Linked DNA regions of Homo sapiens: region 1 is linked to region 2. Evidence: chromatin contacts called from ENCODE Hi-C or POLR2A ChIA-PET data. All regions are on one chromosome and are shown on one strand. Each heading gives the region's core, a stretch centred on a gene start or an enhancer-like site at or near the end of the contact. The rest is flanking DNA. Distances are from core to core; before and after follow the strand shown.

Region 1 (5,412 bases), core at 1,064-3,563, 61 kb after region 2:
GGAGACCCAGCAGGCCACAAAAATTCTTCTTCTTCTTCTTCTTTTTTTTTTTTTTTTTTGATACAGCGTCTCGCTCTGTTGCCCAGGCTGGAGAGCAGTGGCGCAATCTCGGCTCACTGCAGCCTCTGCCTCCCGGGTTCAAGTGATTCTCCTGCCTCAGTCTCCCAGGTAGCTGGGATTACAGGTGCCTGCCACCATGCCCTGCTAATTTTTGTATTTTCAGTAGAGATGGGGTTTCACCATGTTGGCTAGGCTGGCCTCAAACTCCTGACCTCTGGTGATCCACCTGCCTCGGCCTCCCGAAGTACTGGGATTACAGGCATGAGCCACCGTGCCCGGCCCTTATCCTTAAATTTTAAACAAACTAGCCATTTATTTGTTTAACTACTAGGCTGCGAGATACTAATAAGTCAAACTGTTGGAATTTTAAAAGTCTTGAACTTCACACTAGGGAAACCAGTAGGGGAAAGGCTGTGGCAGACTGGTGAAGGTTTTGGAAGCTTATTCCTGGGAGATCAAGGGATACCAAGCCACTGTCAGGAGCCAACAAGACTTCAGGGAATGGGACATCACAAGAAGTCAGGAGTTGGTGACAAGGGGGCTAAACAGGAATCTGATATGAGGCCACAAACTGGGCTGGGCGCTGCTTATAATCTCTACAGATCCAGGCTGTATTTGACCCCTCAGCCCACCCCAAGTGACTCAGGAATACCAGGAATTAAAGAGTCAGTAGAGAGGGCCAGGCGCGGTGGCTCACGCCTGTAATCCCAGCACTTTGGGAGGCCGAGGTGGGTGGATCACGAGGTCAGGAGATCGAGACCATCCTGGCTAACACGGTGAAACCCCGTCTCTACTAAAAAAATACAAAAATTAGCCAGGCGTGATGGTGGGTGCCTGTAGTCCCAGCTACTTGGGAGGCTGAGGCAGGAGAATGGCGTGAACCCAGGAGGTGGAGCTTGCAGTGAGCTGAGATCGCGCCACTGCACTCCAGCCTGGGCGACAGAGTGAGACTCCATCTCAAAAAAAAAAAAAAGAGTCAGTAGAGAGGCAGGCACTTCGAAGAGAGGATATCATTAATTACTCTGGCCTGCCCTTTGAAGACAAAGACTACTCTCCCATTTATTCCGCTATCATCATCCCTGTTTTTCCCTCTCCTCTCCCCAACCCAGGGGGAATGTGAGCCTCGACTTCTCTTCACAGTCGGGACTGGGTTTGCATTGGGCAAATTGTGGCCTGCCAAACCCCGCCTTGCGACCAAAAGCACACATCTGCAGGGTGGTTCAGGGCTACGGTTAGAGCTACATGATGCAGAACTGAAAATGCTCCATCTCCCCTCCCCACTCTGGGTGTGTCTAGCCTGCTTCTTTTATCCCAAATAATGAGCTATGAATGCAGGAGGTGCCTTTTAAAATATCTGTGTATGATGAGAGTTTTCTGTGTGTGGACAGAGAGAAGGGAGAGAGAGAGAAGAGATAAGAGAGAGGAGGGAGACAGGGAGAGGGAGGGAGAACAAGGAGAACATTCAATTCAGTCTGGCTACCCGGCCCCCCAGCCCAATTTCATAGCCAGGTCTGACTAACTTGGTAAATTGCCAGAGTGTGGGGAAATGGTTCCTCACACAGATCATGTTTCAAGCCAGGGTCTGCTATATCCATTAGCAGCAAAGACTCTTGAAGAAGAGGCCCCCTTTTTCCTCCCCTAAAGGAACAGGAAGTATTTGGGTCCCAAGAAGAATTTTATGAGGTGGGGCCTTTGCCATGGGAGGTGGCAGACTTGGCCAAGCAGTGGAATGTATCACACCCCACCTCACCCAAAGTTGGGGTGCACCTTAACTGCAAACGGGGCCAGCACCTTGGAGGTGGGAACACAGTGTGGCTCCCACATCCTAACTCACCTCCCCTCTCGAGGGCACTGAGGTTTGAGCTACAGTTTAGCTCATCTTCCTATGTGCCTGATGAATTTTCCATGTACATCCTTACCCCCAACTCCCTCCCATGGAACAGAAGGGAGCACATGGAACAGAACCATCCTTACCCCCAACTCCCAAAACCCTTCTGTTGCATGAGCTCCCTGCCGAATGCCCTGTAGCTCCTAGGGAGTGGGGGTCCTGTTTCCCCAGCACCCAGAGTGGGCACCCTGGCTCCCCGATCCTAAGAATTCTCAGAGAGCAGGAGATGGGCCATCTTCCAGTACCCCCGAGAGTGCCTAACCCAAGGTTCACACAGAAGGCCTCAGGGGCAGCACCGCAGCGTTGAGGGACCCACCCTGTTTGCACAGCTGGAGGAATGGGGGCCGGGCAGGGCAGGACAGGGAGCTGGGAGGAACAGCAGGAGAAATGACCACCCAAATGCCTGCTGGCACAAAAGCGCTGTGGAAATTAGATGCCAAATAATGAACGTCTGGAAGAAAAGAACACCCGGGTGTCTAGGGAATTGAGATAAATGCAATAGTAGAGAGGGCAGAAAATCAAGCGAGCTCATCCTATGGCTATCGAGAGCTCCTGTTCCAGTTTTCCATCAGTGTAGAGCCTGGGGGTCGGGGAGGCTTTCTGTCAATGACTGGCACAGACCCAGCCTGATCCTAGGATGCTGCCCCTCCCACGGCTGCCCTGGGCCCAGTACTGAGTGTGAGTGTGTTGTGAGGGGGAGGCACACGTGACCTAACTGGGATCAGGTCAGCAGATTCCACACCCCTGCAGGAAGGTGGAGACTTGGCAATTCGATTCCAGCAGGAAACCTGAGGAGTCCCGAGGGGTCAATTTCTCACTCCTCCTCCCCCAGCCCTCCCAGGGCTCCTCCAAGTGGATAGTAAGGTTTTTAACGCATGCTCCACCAGCCAAGAGGATTTCATCTCACTTTGCTTAATGTAGATAGTATTCTGGAAACAATAGTTTTAAAAAAAATTAAAACATATATGAGTACTACGAAATATGTTTTTTTTCAAACTATGCTCTTGCGGGACGGTGGCTCAGGCCTGTAATCCCAGCACTTTGGGAGGTCGAGGCGGGTAGATCACCTGAGGTCAGGAGTTGGAGACCAGCCTGGCTAACATGGTGAAATCCCGTCTCTACTAAAAATACAAAAATTAGCCGTGCATGGTGGCAGGCTCCTGTAATCCCAGCTACTCAGGAGGCTGAGGGTGGAGAATCGTTTGAACCCGGGAGGCGGAGGTTGCAGTGAGCAGAGATCTCACCACCACACTCCAGCCTGGGCGACAGAGCGAGATCCTGTCTAAGAAAGAAAGGAAAGACAGAGAGAGAGAGAGAGAGAGACAGAGAGAGAGACAGAGAAAGAAAAAGAAAAGACTTCTAGCCAGGTTATCACTAAGTTACTTTGTGACATGAACTGAGCTCTTTCCCCTCTCTGGGTCCCAGTCTCTTTTTCTATAAAATGAGAGCGTTGGTAATAACAGCTATTGTTTACAGACACTGCTCTAAGTTTTTTACATATATTTTCTTATTTATTCCTCACAGCAAGCCCATGAGGAAGATGTTACTATTTGTCCTCAATTTATAGATGGGTTAACCAAGCCACTTACTAGCTGTGTAAATTTGCACCAGTTCCTCAGCATCTCTGCACCTTACTTTCCTCATCTATAAAATGTGGAGGGGCCGGGCGCAGTGGCTCATGCCTGTAATCCCAGCACTTTGGGAGGTTGAAGCAGGAGGATCAGTTGAGGCCAGGAATTCGAGACCAGCCTGACCAACATAGACCCTGTCTCTGTTTTATTTTTTATTTCCATAGGTTTTTGGGGACAGGTGGTATTTGGTTATATGAGTAAGTTCTTTAGTGGTGATTTGTGAGATTTTGATGCACCCATCTCCTGAGCAGTATACACTGAACCCAATTTGTAGTCTTTTATTCCTCACCCCCTTCCCGCCCTTTCCCCCTGAGTCCCCAAAGTCCATTGTGTTATTCTTATGCCTTTGCATCCTTATAGCTTGGCTCCCACTTATGAGTGAGAACATACAATGTTCGGTTTTCCATTCCTGAGTTACTTCACTTAGCATAATAGGTCTATTTTGAAAACTAGTAATAATAAAATAAAATGTGGAAGAAGTAACTAGTCCAAGGTCACAAACTAGTAAGTGGCAGAGCCAGCATTTGAATCCAGGCAGGCCGACGCTGGAGTCCATGCTTTTAACCAATGTGCTCTAGCGAGACGCATAGGCGTGATACGTTTGTTCATTCAGTCATTCAACGAGTATTTACAAAGACTCTAACAGGAGCCAGGCACAGTTATAGGAGCTGCAGATACAGCAATGAACAAGATAGCCACAATCCCTGTTCTTGTGGACCTAAAGTCTCTTCCAGTTCTGAATGTTGAACCCAGAGAAACGTCTCTGAGTTCAACAGGGAGGTGCCCAAAAGGAAACATTCCAGGAACTCCGGTTGGCTAAGGAAGCCTATGGAAAGGGACAAGGTTATGCCTGGCTCTGTGACCTTGTCCTTTCTCCTTCCTGATCTTGCAGAGGCCTGGCAGGCAGTGGTGTGCTGGAGCCGGCTCGTCCGCTTCCTGCATCTCTTCCCAAGCCCACGTGCAGTGATGTCATGTTGGTAGCTTAACAGCAGCCATGGCAGGAGTAATGACACCAACAAAATCAGCAGATGCTTCAAACCACAACAGTTTTTCTCCTGAGATGGGCTGTGACGTTGACCAGCACACCACTGCTGGCAGCCTGTTTTAGACAAATAAGCAGCTGCCTTTCCCAGATATGAAGGGATGAAACAATTGATCCTTGGCCTTGATAGAATGCTAGCTGCCCTTTCCCTCCTCCTGCAGCAAGCCTCAATCCTGCTTCTCTTGTGTGACTGTTTTTTTCCATGTTCAACAGAGCCCAATTGAGCCTGGAATCCTGAGCAGCTTCAAAGTAAATATTATCATTATGACCCTTTGTGCTCTTCACAGCCATGACTGCTACTGTAGCATTTAGATGGATGAGTCTCTTTGGGGCTTGTTCCCAGGAGTGCAAAGCAACGGGCCCCAGAATATTTGTACTGTTGGCTCTGGTGGTTCCTCTGAGGCATTCTGTACTGCATCTAGGATCAGGGGATCCTTGAAATTTCCAAAGCTAAGGGACTAGTATATGTGTTTTTATGGGGAGAAAGAGGAACCTCACCTCTTCGGTAATTATGGTCAACCCTAGAGAATATATTGGAGAGGAGTCATAATATGTTCACACTCATGTGCCTAGTCCTCTAAAAAGAATAATAGGCCAGGTGTGGTGGCTCATGCCTATAATCCCAGCATTTTGGGAGGTCCAGGTGGGCGGATCACTTGAGGTCAAGAGTTCGAGACCAGCCTGGCCAACATGGTGAGACCCTGTCTCTACTAAAAATACAAAATAAATCAGCTGGGCATGGTGGTGCGCACCTGTGATCCCAAGTACTAGGGAGGCTGAAGCATGAGAAT
Region 2 (5,355 bases), core at 2,799-5,298:
CTGCAGAAAAAAATTCTTGGTTAAGTTGTTTACTTGGACGAAACAGACAAATGAAAAAATGAAGTGAAACAATTTTAGCCATTTGAGCTTTCTGGTTGCCTGGACAATTAGGGAGAAAATGATTAAAAAACAGAATAGAAACATTTTTATTTTATCCTACAAAGCAGTGGTTCTGAGAGTGCTGATCTCTGGATCAGCAACATCAGCATCACCTGGGAACTTATCAAAAATACAAAATCTGAGGCCCCACCTCAGACCTACCGAGTCAGACACCCTGGGGCTGGGACCCAGCAATCTGTTTTAACAAGCCTAACAGGTGATTTTGACGTGTACTTAAGTTTGAACTCCCCAGTTACAGAGTCAAGAAGATATTCAAATTTGTTCTGTGGAAATTGCCACCATCACCAAAAGGAATGAAATAAGGTCTGTTTCCCTGCACATTTGAGTTCCTCCTGGCTTGGTCTTATGATGAAGGAATTTTCAAAGATTTCTTTGACCTAGAAGTTTATTTCAGCTCCAAGTAAAATGGAATACAAAACATTTTGCCAGAGGGAAAAAAGAGCAAGGAAATTCCTTTGTGCTATTCTTCACAGCCTGTTCCAAAAGTCAAGTGATAAACCTCGAGCAACAAATCAACAATTTAAGGCCAGGTGCAGTGACTCACTCCTGTAATCCTAGCACTTTGGGAAGCTGAGGCTGGCGGATCACTTGAGCCCCGGGGTACGAGACCAGCCTGGCCAAAATGGCGAAACCCCGTCTCTACCAAAAATACAAAAATGAGCCGGGTGTGGTGGTGCATGCCTGCAATCCCAGCTACTCGGGAGGCTGAGACATGAGAATTGCTTGAACCCAGGAGGTGGAGGTTGCAGTGAGCCAAAATCGTGCCACCGCACTCCTGCCTGGGTGACAGAGCAGACTCTGTCTCAAAAAAAAAAAAAAAAAAATTAACAATTTAAGTTTAGAAAGAGCTATTTCACCATGTATTCTACAATTCACTTGAGAGAAGAGTATTCTGCCACAGAAAACAAGAACTCTGCCAAAATCTACATTAACATCAACAAGTATTGGAACACAAGTTTTACCCACCTGAAGATGAGAGGTAACATAAAGCCCATCTAAAGACTGCACTTGGTCCCTAGCTTCCAAGAGTCTTCATTGGCCCTTCCCTTTCTTCTATATGGAAGCTATCAGATATAATGCAAACATTACTTTTCAGTTAAGCTATTTGATAATGTAATGGCAATTCTTGTATTAACTAAACTGACTTAGCTACAATGTAACATGGTGTACATACATAGTATGTACAATGTAGCATACATAGTATCCACAGATGCACCTGTGTGCACACACAACAGCCTGCAATTCTTGAGCCTTTAACACCAACTACCATTGGCCTACTTTGTGTTTTTAATGCCCTGGTTATGTACAAGGGTGTTGTTCTTGGAATTAAATCCTGAGATATAATGATGTGGCTTATGTTCAGTTACTTGCTTTCACTCATGATCCATCCTTCCCAAATATGGCAGCTGTGGCTCAGTGGAAAGAGCATCAGTCTGGGTATCAGAAGACCTAGGTCCTAGCCCCAGCTGTAAGACCTTGGAAACGTCACTTAACTTCTTGGCCTCCACTGATTTAGCAGTAAAAATGAGATGCCACCTAATCCCCAAAGTTGTTGTAGGAAATGAAATAATAAATATTTAAAATGTGTTGTACATCATAAAGCTGTATACATCCACTCACTCCACACACATTTATTGAGCAGCTATTATTTAGCAGGCAATCTTCTAGGCACTGAGGATAAAGGTGTAAACAAGAAAGCAAAATCCCTATCCTTAAGGGAGCTTCCATTCTAGTGGGAAGGTAAGATTTATTATTAACACAAAGGATAGTTATCCTCATTTAAGTTTTTGTTTTTATTTTAAGGATTCAGATTTCCGACAGCCTTCTGTGATATTATGGAGACTTACGATTATAGGATAAAGGTAACTTTTGAACTCAAGAACAACACTGTTAGGCAAAGGTCAAGTAGATTTATCTGACTTGTTCAATAACTAAGGCTTCTTCAGTTGTAACCAGTTCCTCCTAATCATTATCTCTGGAGGTAGAAATTATGCTAACCTTGAGAAGACAGAAAAGTAATGTCTGTGATGAGAGCAAAGTATATCACACTGAATGCCATGTTCAATAATTAAGGGCAGGAGGAGACAATCCTATTTTTCTGCATCTGTTACAGTCACTCCTGGAACTGAACTGGCCAAAATTGACATGATCATATTCCAGAATCTCTCACCCTTCCTGATTTAAAAAAAAACAAAAACAAAAACAAAAACAAAAAACTATGATTGCAGGAATGTCAAAAGAAGTCGTCTCCCAATCTATCAAAGAATGAATAGTCTAGTATAGGGCCGATTTAGGGGTTCTGAAGGACAGAGGTCCAAGTAGCCTCTTCAAAAAAAAAAAACAAACAAAACACGCTGCGTTGGAACCATACTGCAGTCTCCATTGAATGCAAAGAGCTTTCAAAGAGGCCTGTTCAAAACGTCACCAGGTTCTAGGAAAGGGGGGAAAAACAAACACACACACACCCCCACCCCCACCACAGACACACACACCTAAAACCTCACTCAGAGCCAAATGTTAATCCTTCTGATCCCATTTAGGGTAAAAAGAGGGCAATCCATTTTTACAGTAGATATATCCATTTCTTTGTTTGAGTCCAGACACATTATGCGCAAATCTACAAGCAAGGCTGACGCTGCTGCGGCTCAGAGAGCTGATACGTACCGCCTCCCCAGGAGAAGACAGTAAGACCCTGCTAGGGGGCTGCAAGTAGAGGGGGGTATTTAAGAGGAATGGAAAAAGAGAGTGGTCAGGAGGAGACTAGAACAGTGGGGTCCCCTCGCCCTTCCCCCACAACTCCAACTGTCGAATATATTCTCTGCGGATACTGCATCCTTGGAAGGCCCTACGCAGGTCCGAGATGCTGCTATTCATCATTCCCCACGTCCTCTAATACCGCCACCAACTACAATGACCACCTCTCAATAATCCTCTTCTAGGCGCTGCTTCATCTCCATCCCTGGTCCTGGAGAGGCCGCTTCCGCGATCTCTGCACCCTCCTAGCTGTTATGTCATGCCCAGCCACCACAGTCGGCCACCCCACCCCCAGGCCAATAGTGATCCCTCTAGTGCCCTCCAGCACCTCCAAATCTCCAGCCTCCAACCTATCCTCCGCATCCCGCCCCCGTCCCTATCCCAACCACCATCATCGATCCCTCCAGCGCCGTCCCTAACCCGATCCCCCATCACCGATCTCTCACCCCCGTCCCTAACCCGACACCCACACCTTCCTCACCTGCAGCCCAGGAAGACGTGGTTGGTCCAGGCGGCGGAGAGCGCGAGGAGCTGGTCGAGGGCAGCCCCGGGATAGCTGTGCAGGTGCCGACAGATGAAGCTGCGCCGCAGAGCCCACTGCCAGTCACTTTCGTGGCTATAGCGCCACTGCTCCAGCACTGGCTCGGGCGGGGGCGGCGGGAGGGGCGGCAGCGGCGGCGGCGGGAGGGGGGGCAGCGGCGGCGCGACAGGAAGTCGCCCCCCAACAGCAGACGTCCTCCAGCCATCTTCTCCGCCCCCAAGCAGGGACCCCAGGGACGAAGCCGACTACGGACCGCGAGCTAGGCAGCTAGCAAGCGGGCGGAAACGGGGGGCCGGTGGGAGGGGCCGGGTAAGGAGGGGCGCGCTGAGGGGAGAAGATCAACTCTCGGGGGGACTGGAGTGTGTGCGTGGGGGCCACCGTTAGGAGGAAAAGAGGAGCACGAGCTCGCGTCCCGACACTGGGATGCACGTCCCCTACACTCCTCTAACTCGTGGAGGAGCAGAAGGGCTTCCGCCGCACTCACGCGCGAGCCGGGGAGGCCGAGTCAGGCTCCGCACCTCCACGGATCCGCAGACCCACGCACTGCGCGGAGAGCGATAAAAGACCCCAGCACGCTCTGCTCCCCTCCTCTAGGTTCTAGCCTACCTACCCGCGTGCCGTCCGGGGTTGTGAGGCCAGTGCGCTTGCGCCGCGGCTGTTCCCTAACTTCCAAATCCCGTCGCAGAATCTCGCGCGACGTACTTTTTTCCCTCCAGTGACGACTACGGGCCTTTGACGCACTACGGTGACAAGCGGAGGGCGGGGACTCCAGAAAGGGAATTTAGGAAGGTTCTCTGAGGTTCGAGAATATGGTTAGAAGGTGCCCTCAGATGAATGTTGGTAGCCCACGGCTCGTCTGACGCTTTTCCCTGGATTTTTAAGCGGCGCGACAGTGAGACCATGTTCCTTGTAAGGGATTTAGGTCTGCACTGGACTTTACATTAAAACAAAACAAAACAGTCAGCTCCCCGAGGTGCCTTTTCTTCAGAGAGTAGCTTGAAATGCTCTGTGCATCGTGCATCATTAGCTTTGTGTAATAGCTTACTGCGGAAACGTAGTAAAAATGAAACACTTGCCAAGAAAATCATCCACAGCGCCGCTTCTCAAGTTAGCCAGTTTCAAGTCCATACTGTATCCCAATTACGAACACAGATACTGTTTACACAGTTCTGATCACGATTGCAAGTCTGTATTTCACGTATCAACTTAAGTGCAAAAGATTACAAGATACAAAAGGGGCCCACAGAAGAGGGTACTGCAAGGTAGAGCCGCTCAATCACTGTAGCCAAATGTATCACTCCACCCGGAGTCAGCTTCACTCAATAACTTCAGTCCCTATCTGCCAACCTGTGTCACGAAAGCAGTTAATCAATGAGTGTCTGTCGGCGGGAATTTACACAGCACCTACTGTGTGCTCAATACAGCAAGAGTACAAAAAAGAAGGAAAGAAAGTGGGTTTTCTCTGTTGTCCTGGAATTGACTACAATCTTGGTGGGGAGAAATAGCCCTGCATAAAACTAAATGTTCCACCAGGAGCCGGACCATTGGATGAGGTGGCTTTAACACACTACCATCTTTAACTCTTTAATGACGTATTTCTAATTATATGACACTTTATGTTAGGGGTGTATTAGACTGAGAGGAGCAGAAGATAACAGCACTTTACACACTTTCATAATTTATTTCCACGTCTGTCTTTCTCCGTGGTGGGCATTCATGTTTATTGGGGTAACAATCGAAATGTTTTTAAAAAGTTCACAAGGTGATACATGCTGTGAAGAAAATAAAACAGGCTGGGTGCGGTGGCTCACGCCTGTAATCCCAGCACTTTGGGAGGCCGAGGCAGGAGGATTACTTGAGGTCAGGAGTTCGAGACCAGCCTGGCCAACATGGTGAAACCCCTGTCTCCACTAAAAATACAAAAATTAGCCGGGCGTGGT

What was found. Hi-C counts contacts between places; a loop is a spot of excess contacts on that map. ChIA-PET counts read pairs that join two places held with the same protein, here RNA polymerase II (POLR2A). Pooled maps may share reads with other maps.
Region 1: a loop to region 2 is called in a pooled map, with 2.4 times the contacts of the local background. The contact joins the enhancer-like site here to the promoter of NKRF in region 2. A Hi-C loop is called at or near these places in 3 of 168 maps with a recorded cell type or tissue (Caco-2, Calu3 and sigmoid colon) and 7 of 50 pooled maps. POLR2A ChIA-PET finds 5 or more read pairs at or near these places in 15 of 52 experiments (BJ, CD4-positive, alpha-beta T cell, CD4-positive, alpha-beta memory T cell and 11 more).

What each region holds. Positions count from the first base shown.
Region 1 is chrX:119,665,063-119,670,474 of GRCh38, forward strand. The region is part of intron 2 of SEPTIN6 (septin 6); the gene reads right to left. Among named protein-coding and RNA genes, the nearest start is that of MIR766, 21 kb to the left of the region's middle. RefSeq lists an enhancer at 1,062-1,151. Within about 2 kb of position 2,314, at least 5 of the 41 ENCODE cell types and tissues checked have a DNase peak (open chromatin) inside an H3K27ac peak, as active enhancers do.
Region 2 is chrX:119,602,376-119,607,730 of GRCh38, forward strand. NKRF (NFKB repressing factor) reads right to left here and starts at 4,049. Exons shown (of 4, transcript NR_163972.1): 1 at 3,356-4,049; 2 at 1,087-1,184. RefSeq lists a silencer at 3,583-3,632 and an enhancer at 4,173-4,282.